Linked DNA regions of Homo sapiens: all the other regions are linked to region 1. The links are chromatin contacts, found by Hi-C or POLR2A ChIA-PET in ENCODE. All regions are on one chromosome and are shown on one strand. Each heading gives the region's core, a stretch centred on a gene start or an enhancer-like site at or near the end of the contact. The rest is flanking DNA. Distances are from core to core; before and after follow the strand shown.

Evidence for each region. A loop is a pair of places that touch in the nucleus more often than their neighbours do. ChIA-PET counts read pairs that join two places held with the same protein, here RNA polymerase II (POLR2A). Pooled maps may share reads with other maps.
Region 2: a loop to region 1 is called in a pooled map, with 5 times the contacts of the local background. The contact joins the promoter of VARS1 here to the promoter of WHR1 in region 1. A Hi-C loop is called at or near these places in 1 of 168 maps with a recorded cell type or tissue (HL-60/S4) and 8 of 50 pooled maps. POLR2A ChIA-PET finds 5 or more read pairs at or near these places in 5 of 52 experiments (AG04450, CD4-positive, alpha-beta memory T cell, HEK293 and 2 more).
Region 3: a map of B cell shows a loop between it and region 1 (4-fold over the local background). The contact joins the promoter of SNHG32 here to the promoter of WHR1 in region 1. A Hi-C loop is called at or near these places in 2 of 168 maps with a recorded cell type or tissue (B cell and CD4-positive, alpha-beta memory T cell) and 10 of 50 pooled maps. POLR2A ChIA-PET finds 5 or more read pairs at or near these places in 20 of 52 experiments (A549, A673, AG04450 and 15 more).

What each region holds. Positions count from the first base shown.
Region 1 is chr6:31,969,408-31,974,570 of GRCh38, forward strand. It overlaps WHR1 (winged helix repair factor 1), which reads left to right and starts at 2,956. Exons shown (of 7, transcript NM_004197.2): 1 at 2,956-3,104; 2 at 3,214-3,350. The coding sequence starts at 3,005. It overlaps DXO (decapping exoribonuclease), which reads right to left and starts at 2,731. Exons shown (of 7, transcript NM_005510.4): 1 at 2,522-2,731; 2 at 1,913-2,274; 3 at 1,505-1,740; 4 at 1,199-1,418; 5 at 936-1,071; 6 at 702-796; 7 at 408-617. The coding sequence starts at 2,268. The coding sequence ends at 470. SKIC2 (SKI2 subunit of superkiller complex) reads left to right here. Exons shown (of 28, transcript NM_006929.5): 27 at 1-13; 28 at 108-344. The coding sequence ends at 308. RefSeq lists an enhancer at 2,518-3,228.
Region 2 is chr6:31,793,572-31,798,734 of GRCh38, forward strand. It overlaps VARS1 (valyl-tRNA synthetase 1), which reads right to left and starts at 2,181. Exons shown (of 30, transcript NM_006295.3): 1 at 1,975-2,181; 2 at 1,260-1,679. The coding sequence starts at 1,646. LSM2 (LSM2 homolog, U6 small nuclear RNA and mRNA degradation associated) reads right to left here. Exons shown (of 5, transcript NM_021177.5): 3 at 4,906-4,936; 4 at 4,419-4,478; 5 at 3,825-4,311. The coding sequence ends at 4,186. RefSeq lists an enhancer at 1,779-2,633.
Region 3 is chr6:31,832,474-31,837,636 of GRCh38, forward strand. SNHG32 (small nucleolar RNA host gene 32) reads left to right here and starts at 2,443. Exons shown (of 4, transcript NR_160953.1): 1 at 2,443-2,727; 2 at 2,938-2,978; 3 at 4,763-4,962. It overlaps SNORD48 (small nucleolar RNA, C/D box 48), which reads left to right and starts at 2,790; the gene lies at 2,790-2,853. It overlaps SNORD52 (small nucleolar RNA, C/D box 52), which reads left to right and starts at 4,603; the gene lies at 4,603-4,666. RefSeq lists an enhancer at 1,580-2,278.

The DNA.
Region 1 (5,163 bases), core at 1,706-4,205:
GGCCCGGGGCATGGTGAGTACCTGAGGTTTGGGATTTTGCAGACGGCTGGCTGGGGAGAACCTGCCCAGGCTGAGTGCATCCAGTCCTCACCCTACTTTCCCCACAGCCCTTCTCCGAGTTGGCAGGGCTCTCAGGGACCCCTGAGGGCCTGGTGGTCCGCTGCATTCAGCGCCTGGCTGAGATGTGTCGCTCACTGCGGGGGGCAGCCCGCCTGGTAGGAGAGCCTGTGCTGGGTGCCAAGATGGAGACAGCGGCTACCTTGCTACGGCGGGACATCGTATTTGCGGCCAGCCTCTACACCCAGTGAATGCCCCATGTAAAAACATGATGATAAAACAGCAAAGCACTGTTGTGTGCTTGAGTTGCTGGACAGGGATGACTCAGCTAAGAAGACAGCGAGAGAACCTCTTAGAAATATGCTTTTATTATCTGCACACAGAGATATGACTGCCTCCCTCTAAAGCATTACTATTTGGGAGAGGGAGTCTTGGGGGGTGATGGGAGGTCCTGAGTCATAGCTTCCACATACCATATGGGCAGGAAGGCGTAAGGTGCATCTTGGTGTACAGACACGGTGACTGGGCCGCCAGGCTCCCAAGAGAAGAGATGAACGAGCCTGGGGGGCAGATGGAGGCATCAGTTGAGGGCCAGAGGCTGGATCCTGGGATCCAGAGGGGAGGGACAGAGCTGAATGCCTCACCTGGGGTCATCCTGGACAACCGTGCTCTGGGCAAAGCTAAGGAAGGCGGCACAGAAGTTCATGCACACAGAGGGATTCCAGCCGTCACGGTCATTCTGGAGCAGGCAGAGGAGGAGGCAGAAGATGGGCAGTGGGGGTGGTGGGAGGAGAGAAGGCAGGCTGTTGCCCTGGATGCTAGACCTGTGGTCTTGGTGTTTGGGGATACGGGTGGGAGCTGCAACATCGTTCCCTTACCCTGACATATTCAAACATCTTCATGGTAGGAAAGGTCTTGAGGGAAGAGACAAAACCGTCTGGGTTACGGAAGCCAGCAACAACATTCGGGACCCCTGGGAGGAATGACTGAGCCCACCATTTCAGGAGCTTGTGTCTGACAGGAAAAGCAAGGGATCAGTGGGACCCCTCGTGCACCCTCCATTCTGCCTTCACCCTCCTCCCCAAGTCCCTTTCCCAGCCTTCAAGCCTAAGCTCTCGCCCTGCCCACCCCGATCCTGAACCTGTAGAAACTCCTCCATTGGCCAGGGCTGTGCATCTCCTTGGAGGTCTTGAGCTCCACATAGCAGGTTGGGGGCTGTGTGGATGGGGCTTGGGGGTCTGTGCAGTCTACCTCCCCTGAGAAGAGCAGAGGGTGGCTTCCCAGGCGGCTGCGTAGCACAGAGCAGAAGGCCACGTTGGTGTTAACCTCCCCAGAGGGGTCTGGGGAGCTTCCAGGTTTGTCTGCACAAGGAGAGAAGCAGCAGCAGGCGTGGGGGGCTCTCAACCTCTGGGAAGGGGAAGGGGGCTATGAAGCAGGGGCAACTCACCTGCACACATGTACTGCTCAAATTTGTATCCCATGTACATAAGCTCCCGGAGGAGCGGTGGCCGAGCAAGCCTCTGGGCCCGAGCGTTCGGTGTCTCCACTTCACTCAGGTATAGTGTTCCCTGGAACCGGGAGGCTGCCAGCTGCCAGCCCTCCTGCCGCTCATACGGTGTCGTCAGCAGTTTTGTCAGGTGCCCCCGCCACGTCACTATGGCCTCTGCCAGCCAGCCTGGACCCCTGAGAGGCAGGAGTTACAGGCTGAAGGTCTGACACAAGCATTAGTGAGATGCTCCCCTCGAAGAATAGTCTTGTTTCTTCTAAGGACTGATTCTCACCCCGGCTTTGGCTCTCCTAATTTTAGAGGGTAGGTACGGGTCTCCAGATATACTGCCTACCACGCTTTGCTCACCCCTCCAACCGGCCTCGGTGTTCCAGGAGCCAGCACAGCAGGTGGTCCAGCCTTTCCTGGACCTCCTCGTCCCGGGGCTGGTATCGATCCGGGTATCCGTCTCTGAGGTCAAAGTTGGGGCCTGGACCGTTAGTGGGGGGTGGGCTATAGTAGCGCAGGGCTCGGGCATCTCCATGGTACTGGCGTTGAGCATCCAGGGAGAAGCAGCCCAGTTCCGAAGGGCGCCGGTAGAAAGGAAAGGGCCCAGAGTAGAGGGCAGGGTCTGTGGGCAGAGAAGGTGCTGGACGAGGTAGTTTGTTCCGAGGCTCAGCTACCTCTGTCTTCTCAGCTCCTCTCTTGGTCCCCCTGGGATCCATGAGGTCCTAAGACAAGCAGGGGTACAGAGTTTCCATTCTACAGAGGAGGCCTGGAGAAGGATGACTGGTTTAGGACTAAGCGAGCCACCTGATCGCCAGGCTCTGGCCTTGAAACATTCAGGCCCCTCAGACGCCACCGCGGCCAAGCTCTCATCCTGCCTCTTTCCTTGCCCTTCACCCACCCTCCCTCCAGGTCCTCCAAATGCAGTGAGGTTAGGAAGGACGTCTGCGCTCAGATCAAGAATCCAGTTACCTCAAAGCTCCCCAACTTCCACCTCCGCAGAGCTATGACGTCATGGCAGGCACGCCAGAGGCCGAAGGATGCAAAAGTGGTTTTCTGCTTTCGATGATGCAATCATTCAGCGACAGTGGCGGGCAAACCCCTCCCGGGGCGGGGGAGGTGTGAGCTTCACGAAGGAGGTTGACACCAACGTGGCCACCGGCGCCCCTCCACGCCGCCAACGAGTCCCCGGGCGTGCGTGCCCTTGGAGGGAGCCAATCCGCGGCCGGCGTGGGGCCCGGCCTGGCGGAGGTGATGCTGGTATGTGCGTCGCCACCGCCCCTCCCAGCACTGACGGGCCTGAGGGACGACAAGTTGACGCTCCTTTCGTCATCACCTGGTCTAGGAGGGACGCCCGGGGAGACCGTACGTCACTGCTCTGCGCCGGAAGACCCTATTTTCAGGTTCTCTTCCCTCCATTCCTACCCCTTCCCCGGTACCATAAAATCCCGGGATATGAGCTGGAAGAGGCATCACCTGATCCCGGAGACCTTTGGAGTTAAGAGGCGGCGGAAGCGAGGGCCTGTGGAGTCGGATCCTCTTCGGGGTGAGCCAGGTAACCATGGCAACCCCGGGGGTGGGGCCTCGCTTCCGGTAGCCGAGAGTTTTGTTAGAACCGCGTCCCCGCCCCAGTTCCCTGTCCGTGAGCCGATTTATCTGCCCAGGGTCGGCGCGCGCGGCTGTCTCAGAACTCATGCAGCTGTTCCCGCGAGGCCTGTTTGAGGACGCGCTGCCGCCCATCGTGCTGAGGAGCCAGGTGTACAGCCTTGTGCCTGACAGGACCGTGGCCGACCGGCAGCTGGTGAGGGGCGTCGGTGCGACCGCCGGAAGCCCCTTTCCTAACTCCTGGAATTCCCTGTCACTCAGTCACTCCGCCAGCCGTTCAGCAAGCATTAGGCCTTTCAGGCGAGGGCACTGTGCCAGGCACTGGGGTGCCACAGAGACCCTGTTAAAAGTCCCGCAGGTAGTACAGGGCATTTCAAATCATGGAGGTAGAAGAACGAGGCTTTTGGGGAAACCGAGTCATGGGGCATGGTTCGAACATACAGCGCTGGGAGTGCAGTCAGACGTCAGATCATGACAGGCCTTGTACATCAGTGTTGTTTCCATCTTACACTGAGGCGATGGGCTGGTAGAGAATATCATAGAGAGAGGGAATGGTGTATTGGAGATAGTGGATGAGGCAGGGAGGTCAGCTAAGAAGATACTGCATCTGAGAAGTGGTGAAGGCCTAAATTAGGTCAGTGCAGTAGGGAGGGAGAGGAGAGTGAGGAAGAGGGAGGAGTCCAGGACAACTCAGACTTTCCAGATGACTGCGTGGCTGGTGGTATTAGGAGCACATTTAGTTGTTGGACTACAGATAATGTGTTTAATTTTATACAAGTTGAGTTGATGGTGCATGTGGAGCATCCAAAGACAAAGGTATTAGACAGTTGGATATGAGAGTTGGAGAGAATTCTGGGCCAGTGATAATAGAATTACAAGTCATGGAGGTGTGAATAGCAAGTGGTTAATTCTGTGATGTGGTGAGATCCAGTAGGAAGAGTGGGTAGAGGAGTGATTTCTAACCTTTTTGTAATCTTTAGAAGGTGATAAAAGCTATGGCTATCTCTCTCCAGAAAAATGCACGTTTGCCACATATACATAGGGTGTATGTATAGTTAGGGGGGAAATATTTTACTAATCCTGCGAGGTCCGTGGTTAAGGACTCCAGGTTTAGAGTGGAAGTTAATAGGGTCAAATCCACAATGCTGGGAAACACCATCATTTAAGGCAGTGTTACTGAATATATGAGCTGAGTTATTATGCCTGTGTCAAAATTACGTGGGCTGCTTGTTAAAAAAAATACAGGTTCCTGGGACTCATCCAAGGTTAATGAATTACGCTCTCTTGGGGCGGGATTTGGGACTCTACATTTTTGAACTGCCTCAAGTGCTTTTTAAGTGTGCCTTAAAATTTGAGATCCACTGACATAAAGGGAAAGCAGAAGAAGAGGAATCTGTGACAGAGGCAGAGAGGGACTTGCCTGAGTTAAGAGGAACCCAGAGGCCGGCGCGGTGGCTCACACCTGTAATCCCAGCACTTTGGGAGGCCGAGGTGGGTGGATCTCTTGAGCTCATGAGTTTGATACCAGCATGGGCAACATGACATAACCCCATCTCTACAAAAAATACAAAAATTAGCCAGGCGTGGTGGTACGCGCCTATAGAGCTACTGGGGAGGCTGAGGTGGGAGGATTGCTTGAGCTGGGGAGGCGGAGGTTGCAGTGAGCTGAGATAGCACCGCTGCACCCCACCCTGGGTGATAGAGCTAGACTTTGTCTCAAAAAAAAAAAAAAAAAAAGTAACCCAGGAAGAGGCCTACTGTGAAAGTAAAGAGATTTTTGAGAAAGTGAAGTAGTTGGCAGTATTAGAACCTGTGATTCAAGACAGTGGTCTAAGAAGAGGGAAGAGGTAAAGTAAAATATAAACTGAAATCTAGGCTGAGTGTGGTGGCTCATGCCTGTACTCCCACCACTTTGGGAGACTGAGGCAGGAGTATAGCTTGAAACCAAAAGTTTGAGACCAGCCTGGGCAACAAAGTGAGACCCCATCTTTACTAAATAACTGAGATCC
Region 2 (5,163 bases), core at 931-3,430, 180 kb before region 1:
TGCAATATGTTAAGCATAGAAGTAAAGATTATATGAGGCATCTCAATAACTGCCAGGTTCAGAACATCAATAAATATGTATTAAGTACTTCTCCAGGGAATGAGAGGAAAACACGAACAGATGGACAGAACCCTGACCTGGTAGAGTTAACATTCTTGTAGGGGAACAACAAATGAGCAAATATAAAATGAAGTGCCCTATTTTTCTTAACTCCTATGAAGAAAAATAAAGCAGAATGAGGGGAACAGGGGCCAGGCGTGGTGGCTCACACCTATAATCTCAGCACTTTGGGAGGCCGAGGCGAGCAGACCATCTGAGGTTAGGAGTTCGAGACCAGCCTGGTCAACATGACAAAACCCCATCTCTACTAAAAATACAAAAAATTAGCCGGACAAGGTGGTGGGCGCCTGTAATCCCAGCTACTCAGAAGGCTGAGGCAGGAGAATCGCTTGAGCAGTGAGCTGAGATCGCACCATCGCACCGTGGCACTCCAGCCTGGGCAACAGAAGGAGATTCTGTCTCAAAAAAAAAAAAAAAAAAGAAAAGAAAAGAAATAAAAGAGGGGAACAAACAGGGAATTCCAGAAGAGAGGGACTCTATTTTATTTGTTTGTTTGGACAGACATTCTGAATGCAAGGACTCTATTGTAGATAGGGTGATCACAATATGAGGGAGCAAGTCAGGGTCTGCCACATTCATTCATCCATTCAAGAAATACTAATTTTCCATCATGTGCTCAATACCATGCAAGGAGGCAGAGTTGAAAGTACACCAAGGCACAGGTCTCCTTTGGAAGGACTGATAGTTACAATCTGGCAGGGTTATCTCTCCTCTCACTTACCTTCCTCATTTCATTTCTCTTTTATCTCCTCCCAGCAATTGTCATCTCTCCCTCACCCAGTCTTTTCCTACAATTCAAATAACTTCTATCCTCATCAATTTCAGACTCATCAAACTTTTACTAAGAGACTTTAAAAGTGCCTGGCACTAAACTATGTGCTCTGCGCACATCTTTTAATCCTATTAACTCAGTGAGGCAAGCATTACATCAACTTGCCTGCGTGTTCATAGACATAGGAAGACCAAGACACAGCGGGTCTATGAAACGTGCCCAGGGTTACCATACCAGTTGGCAATCTGGGATTTGATCACTCTTTTCCCACATCTGATGTACTACCTTCTTGTCTCATTGTCCATTCCAGTCCTCGCTTCCCTCCTCTGAATTTCTCCCCTCCCCCTCTTCTGTACAACCCCCTCACCTGGGGGTCCTGGGCCGAGCTTCGGAGTCCCAGGGCCGGCAGCGTTGCTCCACAGGCAGCTGGTATTAACTCCGTGTCGGCGTAACTGACCCACTGTTGGACAAGGACAGCCGCCCGGCTGCCCCCTGGGCCCCCCAGGCCTGCTGGCCACAGCAGCTGGGCCACAGCCGTGGCCCCCCACACCCAGAGCCCACCGGGCCCCTGCTCCAGGGCCGGCAGGCGGGGTGGGGGAAAGGGAGTCCTGCTAGTCGGGGGTGGCTGGAGACAGATGCGGGGGTGGGCTCCTCCCCATCCGGGACCCTCCCCAGCCTCCCCATAGCGAGCGGCTATGAGGGCTCGGAGGCTGGGGAAGGCATCTGGGTGAGGGGAGACGTAGAGGGTGGACATAGTTATGAGAAGGTCCGAACGAAGTGGAAAAACCTAAGGAGAAAGAGAGACAGGGGAAGACTGCGGGATCGAGGTGGGTCCTATGTTTGAGTAGAGAGGGGACCCTCACGGGAGCTCCTTCGCCGCAGACACCCGAGTCCCATAGGACTGAGGGTCTGACCAGGCAGGCTGTCAGGAGCCGAGGACCTGGCTCTCAGAGGGGCAGTGTCAGTGGGGAGTTCCTGGGGAAGAGGAACTATCCACCATCGCGGGGCTTCGGGGAGTGTGGAAGGCTCTCAGGAGCGGGTCGGCGTCTGGTTGGATGCGGGTTCGAGCCGCGTGTACGTACTGGAGGGAGATGGTCAGACTGGGCCGGGAATCCACCTCACAGCCAGGCGCCGGCCGCGGCTGGACCGGCCGAGCGGCCCGGGCGGAGGAGTCGAGCGGGCAGAGACGGTGGGCGGCTCTCCAGGTGACCCTAGTTCCCTAAGATCGCCGCCCCGGCAGCCGGCGCCCACGTGTTCCCCCCTTTGTGACAGGGAGCGTTTCCGGGCCTGCGGGTCCTGGCGGGGGCGGCCGTGCCCCGCCTGCGAGTGCGCGCCCGCCGTGTCCGACACTGCCCCGGGGGCCGCGCGGCTCGCCGCCCGCCGGTCTCACGAGGAACAGCGCGGGGCGCGGGGCGCTGGGCGCGGACGCAGGACGAGAGGACACCCCTGAGCACGACGCTCCCGTCAGGCGCCGCCACGGGCACCTTGTGCGGGTCCTCGGCCGGGTGGCGAGGGCGGCGCCCAGCGGGCAGCTAGGGAACTGGCCCAAGAGGGTCGGCCGGCCCTGCCGGTGGAGGGCGTTCCCCACCCGGTAGCGGGGAGGTGCCCAGCAGGGAGCCGCCTGATGAGGACCGAAGGGGAGGTCCATTTGCCGAGGCCCTGGCGTCCAGCTTCCTCTTTGAGCCTCATCTCCTCATGTATGAAAAAAGGGTGACGGCCGGGCGCAGTGGCTCACGCCTATAATCCCAGCACTTTGGGAGGCCGAGGTGGGCGGATCACCTGAGGTCAGAAGTTCAAGACTAGCCTGGCCAAGGTGGTGAAAGCCCGTCTCACGCCTGTAATCCCAGCACTCTGGGAGGCCAGGGCGGGTGGATCACCAGGTCAGGAGTTCAAGACCAGCCAGGCCAAGATGGTGAAACCCCGTCTCTACTAAAAATACAAAAATTAGCCAGGTGTGGTGGCAGGCGCCTGTAATCCCAGCTACCCCGGAGCCTGAGGCAGGGAATTGCTTGAACCCTGGAGGTTGAGGTTGCAGTGAACTGAGATCGTGCCACTGCACTCCAGCCTGGCGACAGAGCTGCAGTATTTGTAAAAATACAAAAATTAGCCAGGCGTGGTGGCACACACCTGTAAGCCCAGCTACTTGGGAAGCTGAGGCAAGAAGATCACTTGAACCTGGGAGGCGGAGATTGCAGAGCTAAGATCACACCACTGCAGTCCAGCCTGGGTGACAAAGTGAGACTCCATCTCAAAAAAAAAAAAAAAAAAAAAAAATTAGCCGGGCATGGTGGTGGGCATCTGTAATCCCAGCTACTCAGGAGCTGTGGCAGGAGAATCGCTTGAACCGGGAGGCGGAGGTTGCAGTGAGCCAGACCAAGCCAGTGCACTCCACCCTGGGCAACAGAGTGAGACTCCCGTCTCAAAAACAAAAAGGAGGGTCACACTAGATGGTCTCTAAGGGTCCCTTAAGGCTGAGAAGTCTCATCTGTATCATGAACTCATATTTGCTGAATGAGTGAATGAAGTTTAGTAATTCCCAGTCACAACTTTTCTCTAAAATATAAATTACATCACTTGTATTTATCTTCTATACATATTCAGAAAACATGAACTGATTTGGTTGGATTGGTGAAGTCTGGTAGCATGAAATGTATCTTATGACACTATCACATTAATGGAAGGACAGCAAGCACTCCAGTTGCAGGTATGGTATAAGCAAAAGGCCACAGGGAGAACATACAGGTAGGGACATGTTGGGGAAACATGGTGTAGAGCAACTGTATTATATGCTTTATACCAAGGAGAGTAGTGGGAAGCTGAGTTGGATTCTTGGCTGGGTTAACGCAGAGTAACAGGGGCTTGGATGAATTCGACATCCTTTTCCATGTCCCAGCCCCCTGCCCAACACATAGTAACAGAACCAAAACACAAATTTGCATCATAAATTTTATTCCCGATGCGGGACAGATTCCTTCCATCCCCAAATGAATCACATGCTGCCCTGGAAAGACCTAGGAAACTCTCCTACCATCTCCAGAGAAGTAGTGAGAAAGGCAGGTGCTGGGGACTGGGAAGGCTTTGAAGTTTCCCAGCCTACTTATCCTCCCCTTCTCAAGAGAGGATAGCTGTTCCCTATTACTCCTCTCATCCACTCATCCCTTAAAAAAAACCCACAAAACCATCATTAGTAAAAAAACAAAACCCCTTCAAGTATTGGGGGTTAGGGGTTCTGGGCTGGGACTTGGGGTTATGGGTCACCAATGAAAGAGGGAGGGGAAGAGGAGGAGGAGCCATCACTGTTTCTGCTGCAGGGCTTCCTTCCTTGCCGCATCCTGTAGCAACTGTGTGTCGACCTCATCTGCTGGCAGCTGCACGTATCGGACCACTGAGCCCCGAATGAAGCAGTTCTTCACTGATAACTAGACAAAGATGGACAAATATGAAAACACCCTTAAAAATGTCCTCTAACCACCCAGGGGCCTCCTGCTTTAGAGGTGTTTCCTCTTCTCCACAGACCCCAACTCACCATGTGAGGGTATTTCTCAGGGTCTGTGACACTGATGTCAGTTAGTTTGATGTTGAGATACTAGGAAAGGAAGATGAACACCATTATTATTATTATTTTTTTTTTTTTGAGACAAGAGTTTTGCTCTTGTTGCCCAGGCTGGAGTGCAATGGTGCCATCTCGGCTCACTGCAATCTCCGCCTCCTGGGTTCAAATGATTTTCCTGCCTCAGCCTCTCGACTAGCTGGGATTACAGGTGCCCACCACCACGCCCAGCTAATTTTTTGTATTTTTAGTAGAGACGGGGTTTCACCATGTTTGTCAGGCTTGTCTTGAACTCCTGACCTCAGGCCTCGGCCTCTCAAAGTGCTGGGATTACAGGCGTGAGCCACCGTGCCTGGCCGACGAACACCATTATTAACCCTAGAGACATGATGTAAGAACCCAACCCTTAAGTCTCCCCTCTCCTTCTCCAGGAACCAATTCTGGGGCCCGTGCTATATCTCACCTGATCCACAGAATGGAGGGTTCCACAGATGCTGTCAAGGGCAGAGGGAGAGAAGAATCAAATTAGTTTATAACAAAGTCAACATAGAGGTGACTTCAGAGCTGGGATGAGAACATGACTGGGAGAAGTCAAGGACTTGAGGATGTCAGAAAAGGTAGAACCAAAAGGGGGCATTCCTAAGCCCTGGAGTAGGAAAGACAACTAACAGAGTAGTTTATTTTCAACCCCACATCTCCTCTCCCTAAACCAATCCATTCT
Region 3 (5,163 bases), core at 1,193-3,692, 140 kb before region 1:
CTAGGCCAGGCGCGGTGGCTCACACCTATAATCCCAGCACTTTGGGAGGCCGAGGCGGGCGGATCACCTGAGGTCTGGAGTTCGAGACCAGCCTGACCAACATGGAGAAACCCCATCTCTACTAAAAATACAAAATTAGCCGGGTGTGGTGGCGCATGCCTGTAATCCCAGCTACCCTGGAGGCTGAGGCAGGAGAATGGCTTGAACCTGGGAGGCGGAGGTTGCTGTGAGCCGAGATCGCGCCATTGCACTCCAGCCTGGGCAACAAGAGCGAAACTCTGTCTCAAAAAAAAAAAAAAAAAAAAAAAGAGGAACTAAAGCCTCTGACCATAGCACTTAGTAAAGGCAGCTTAACTGCCAAAACAGCAGGAATTAGGGCTTTCTGTATATATATATATTTTTTTTAAGGCAGGGTCTCACTCTGTTGCCCAGGCTAGAGTGCAGTGGTATGATCACGGTTCATGGCAGCCTCGACCTCCTGGGCTCAATTGATCCTTAGCCTCCTGATTAGCTGGGACTACACGTGTATGCCACCACCCATAGCTAATCTTTTTTTTATATACTTGCCAGGCAGTAGAGGGAACAAATACTTTAGCTTTGAGCCATGGCTCTCCACCGTAATGGAACAATAAAACGATTAAGGGATGCTAAAAAAATACAGATGCCAGGCCTCTCTCAGGCCAATTCAGAATCTCAAAGAGGGCAGTGTAGACATTTAAAGCTGCCCAGGTGTTTGTAATTTGCAGCCAATGTGGAGAAAACCACTGAACTGGGCTGGCCACGGTGGCTCACGCCTGTAATCCCAGCACTTTGGGAGGCCGAGGTGGGAGGATCACTGAGGTTCACCAGTTCAAAACCAGCCTGGGCCAACATGGTGAAAACCCCTGTCTCTACTAAAAATATATAAAATTAACTGGGTGTGGTGGCAGATGCCTGTAATCTCAGCTACTCAGGAGGCTGAGGCAAGAGAATCACTTGAACCCGGGAGGCAGAGGTTGTAGTAAGCCGAGATCATGCCACTGCACTCCAATCTGGGTAACAGAGCAAGACCCTATCTCAAAAAAAAAAAAAAAGAAAAAGAAAAAAAAAAAAAGGAAGAGGCCAGGCTCGGTGGCTCACACCTATAATCCTGGCACTTTGTGGAGGCCTAGGCAGGCAAATCACCTGAAGTCAGGAGTTCGAGACCAGCCTGGCTTACATGGTGAAACCCTGACTCTACTAAAAATATAAAAATTAGCCAGGCATGGTTGTGTGCACCTGTAATCCTTGCTACTTCGGAGGCTGAGGCAGGAAAATCGCTTGAACCGAGGAAGCGGAGGTTGCAGTGAGCCGAGATCCCGCCACTGCTCTCCAGCCTGGGCAACAGAGTCAGACTCCGTCTCAAAAAAGAAAAAGATACCAACACACACAACACACATCACCAAACATCATACGCGTTTATAAATGGGGGCGATAGGAAAGGGTCCAGAAAGGATTTGAAATGACTTATGAGTTTCAATAATTTTTTTTTTTTTGAGACAGAGTCTCGCCCTGTCGCCCAGGCTGGAGTGCAGTGGCGCAATCTCGGCTCACTGCAAGCTCGGCGTCCTGGGTTCACGCCATTTTCCTGCCTCAGCCTCCCGAGTAGCTGGGACTACAGGCGCCGCCACCACACTCTGCTAATTTTTTTTTAGTAGAGACGGGGTTTCACCGTGTTAGCCAGGATGGTCTCGATCTCCTGACCTCGTGATCCACCTGCCTCGGCCTCTCAAAGTGCTGGGATTACAGGCGTGAGCCACCGCGCCCGGCCTAATTTTTAAATAAATAGAGACGGGGGTTGGGTGTCACTATTTGCCCAGGCTGGTCCCGAACTCCGGGCCTCAAATGATCCTCTGCCTGGGCCTGTCCAAAGTGTTGAGATTACAGGCGTGACCTATTACGTCCGACCTGCCTTTTGGGTTTTTGGTTTTTGTTTTGTTTTGTTTAATTGAAGGTTAGGGTGCCTGACAGTCTGCGGGATCGAACTGGGAGGCAAATTCAGATTTCGCTGGGGGAACGGAGTGCGAAGTGTCAGGGTAGCTGGACGCTAAACTGGCGCAGCTGCGCGCGCCCGCGCGCGCGCGGGAAGAGTCCCAGGGTCATTAACGGACCATGGGCTGCTGGGAAACGGCTTAGGAGCAGCACCCGGCTGGCGCTGGCCGGCCGGCGCCGGGGACTTTCTTCCGCCTGGCCAGACAGATCCCTGTTTTTTGTTTTTCAAAATTCAGAAAGCATCTCCGAATATTTGCCCAGAGGAGTGTGAAACATACTTTCCTGGTCTTTCTTTCACTTTGTTTTATTTCTGTGTGGACAAACAATGGGGAAAATGCCGCGCGTCTAGCCAGGCAGATAAGAAAACAACTATACCCGTCAGGCCCCCAACCCGGCGCCGCCATAAATGGCCCCGGCCTCGCCATTTTAGTTCTTTTTGCGAAGTGGGCTCGTGGGTTGGCAGTATGAGAGTTGTAATGGCCCGACTGTTGAGTGAGGGGGAGCAGGGGATCCCAACGGCTTGCGCTGCCTTTGCGCAGCAGCCGGCGGGCGGCCACGTCGCGGCCTGGCTGGGGTAGGAGAGGGCGGTCCCCAGTGCAGTTGGGTGAACTACCGTTGCACACTGGAGTTTCTGGTGTCTTTGCTTGGAACTGACCTAGCTCGTGGCAGGGGGAACTCGGCTAGCGGCCCCACAGCCCCTGCTGACTCAAAACAACTGTGAGTGGGGTTGGGCGAGTGATTGCAAAATGGGGGTGGCGGTCGCCCGGGGATAGGAAGGGAGTGATGATGACCCCAGGTAACTCTTGAGTGTGTCGCTGATGCCATCACCGCAGCGCTCTGACCGCCCCCTCGGTCCAGCATTTCTCAGGCTCAACGAGTTCATGGCCAAGATTCCTAATCTTTTGTTCTGTTTCATTTCCCCGTTAGGAGTTGTAAGACGTTCATCGCCGTGTTATCCTTGAGTAAAGGTGAGTATTAGGTGCGAGAGCCTTTTGAATGCCTCTTCGGAAAGCTTTGTTCCCAAGCAAGCTTTCGTTCATGGGCATTATGCGCCTCCCTGCCCTTTTTTTTTTTTTTTTTTTTGAGACAGTCTCGCCTTGTCACCCAGGCTGAAGTGCGGTGGCACGATCTCACTGCAACCTGCGCCTTCTGGGATCAAGCGATTCTCCTGCCTCAGCCTCCCGATTAGCTGGGATTACAGGCGCATGCCACCAAGCCTGGCTAATTTTTTGTATTTTTTAATAGATAAGGGGTTTCACTGTGTTAGCCAGGATGGTCTCGATCTGCTGACCTCGTGATCCGCCCCTCTCGGCCTCCCAAAGTGCTGGGATTACAGGCGTGAGCCACCGCGCCCGGCCTTTTTTTTTTTTTTTTTTTAAGACAGCCTCCCTGTCACCCTGGCTGGAATGCAGTGGCAAGAACACAATTCAGTGCGGCCTTCAACTCCCGGGTTTAACCGATTCTCCCACCTTAGCCAATTTTTTCCTTTTTTTTTTTTTTTTTTTGAGATGGAGTCTTGATCTTGTTGCCCGGGCTGGCAATGGTACGATCTCCCTGCAACCTCTGCCTCCCGGGTTCAATCGATTGTCCTGCCTCAGCCTGCCGATTAGCTGGGACTACAGGCCCGCGCCACCACACTCGGCTAATTTTTCTGTTTTTAGTAGAAGGGGTTTCACCATGTTGGCCAGGATGGTCTCCATCTCCTGACCTCGTGAGCCGCTGTGCCCGGCCACTTTTTCTTTTTTGAGCTATAATCCATGTACCACAGGTGGTGACTTCCATTTGTTTGTTTTTGCTATTTTGTTTTTGAGACAGGGCGCAATGCCAGGATCTCCCTGCAACATCCACCGTCAGGGCTCAAGTGGTCTTTCCACCTCAGCTTCCTGGGACTGCAGGCACGTGCTACCACCACGCCTGGCTAATTTTTAGTTTTTTTACAGAAGCGGGCTTTTGCCATGTTGTCCAGGCTGGTCTCTACTCCTGGGCTCAAGCAGTCCTCCTGCCTCAGTCTCCCAAAGTGCTGGAATTACAGGGGTGAGTTGCTGCGTCTGGTGTTGGTGACTTTCTAGAGATTACTTTTTGGTTTACATCATTTTCCTTGTGACTATTTTTACTTTTTTGGGGGGCGGGGGGACAGTCTTACTCTTTTTAGTTTACATCATTTTCCTTGTGACTATTCTATTTTTACTTTTTTAGGGGGCGGGGGGACATGAGTCTCACTCATGTTGGTCAGGCTGGTCTCAAACTCCTGACCTCAGTTGATCCACGCCCTTCGGCCTCCCAAAGTGCCGGGATTACAGGCGTGAGCCACTTTGCCCGGCCTGTATTTTTACGTTTTAATAAATCCCCGTATTTTTGTTAAAGGCTGGGTAACCTGACTCCTCCCCTCATTTCTACTGCAAAATAGGAGTACACTGGGGCCTCCCAGTGGAGCTGTTCTCTGCTGTTTTAAATTACTTTCTACTCCTCCCTTTCTAACGTCCACTCCTGGACTCATTTGTTAGATCAATATATACTGGGACTGTTGTGTTTTCTTTGAGTGTACTAGATCTCTTTCCAGAAGAGCTTCCCTTGATCCAGATCTCCCTAATTGGGAATGATGATTTCACAGACTAGAGTCTCCGATGCTGGTCATGATGTCAAAACTAAGTTCTGACTCATTTAGGGAACTGGATACTTGGGTCTCCAGAAGGGCCAATGGGAGGGCCATAATTCTGTTTATTTTCAAATTGTCTTGTTTTCACCTTGTTAGAATGAACTCTGGAAGCCCAGCCAGGGACAATGCACCTTCACAGAGATTCTGCACTAATCTGAGTGAAGGTCTAAGGTTTGGAATCTCCCCCTCATGGAGAGAAGCTTTGTATGGCTGTCATGCTTAGACAGTGATTCCTGCAACTTGACCTTCAGGCTGGGAGAGGTGGAGAGCCATGCCTGTTCTCCTTCCTTGCTATGGTGAGTATCTTTTGTTTTGGCTCTCAGTGGGAGTGGTAATGATGATCTGGTTGGACAAGAGTCTCTGAGCTTTTCTCTGAGGATCTTTGAACCCACCTGATCCACCTTCATCCTGCCGGCAATCTCCTGTAATTCATGTTTTTATGGCCAGTTACTTACATGATGAGGTTTAATTGGCTATGGTTCTGCAGGATGTACAGG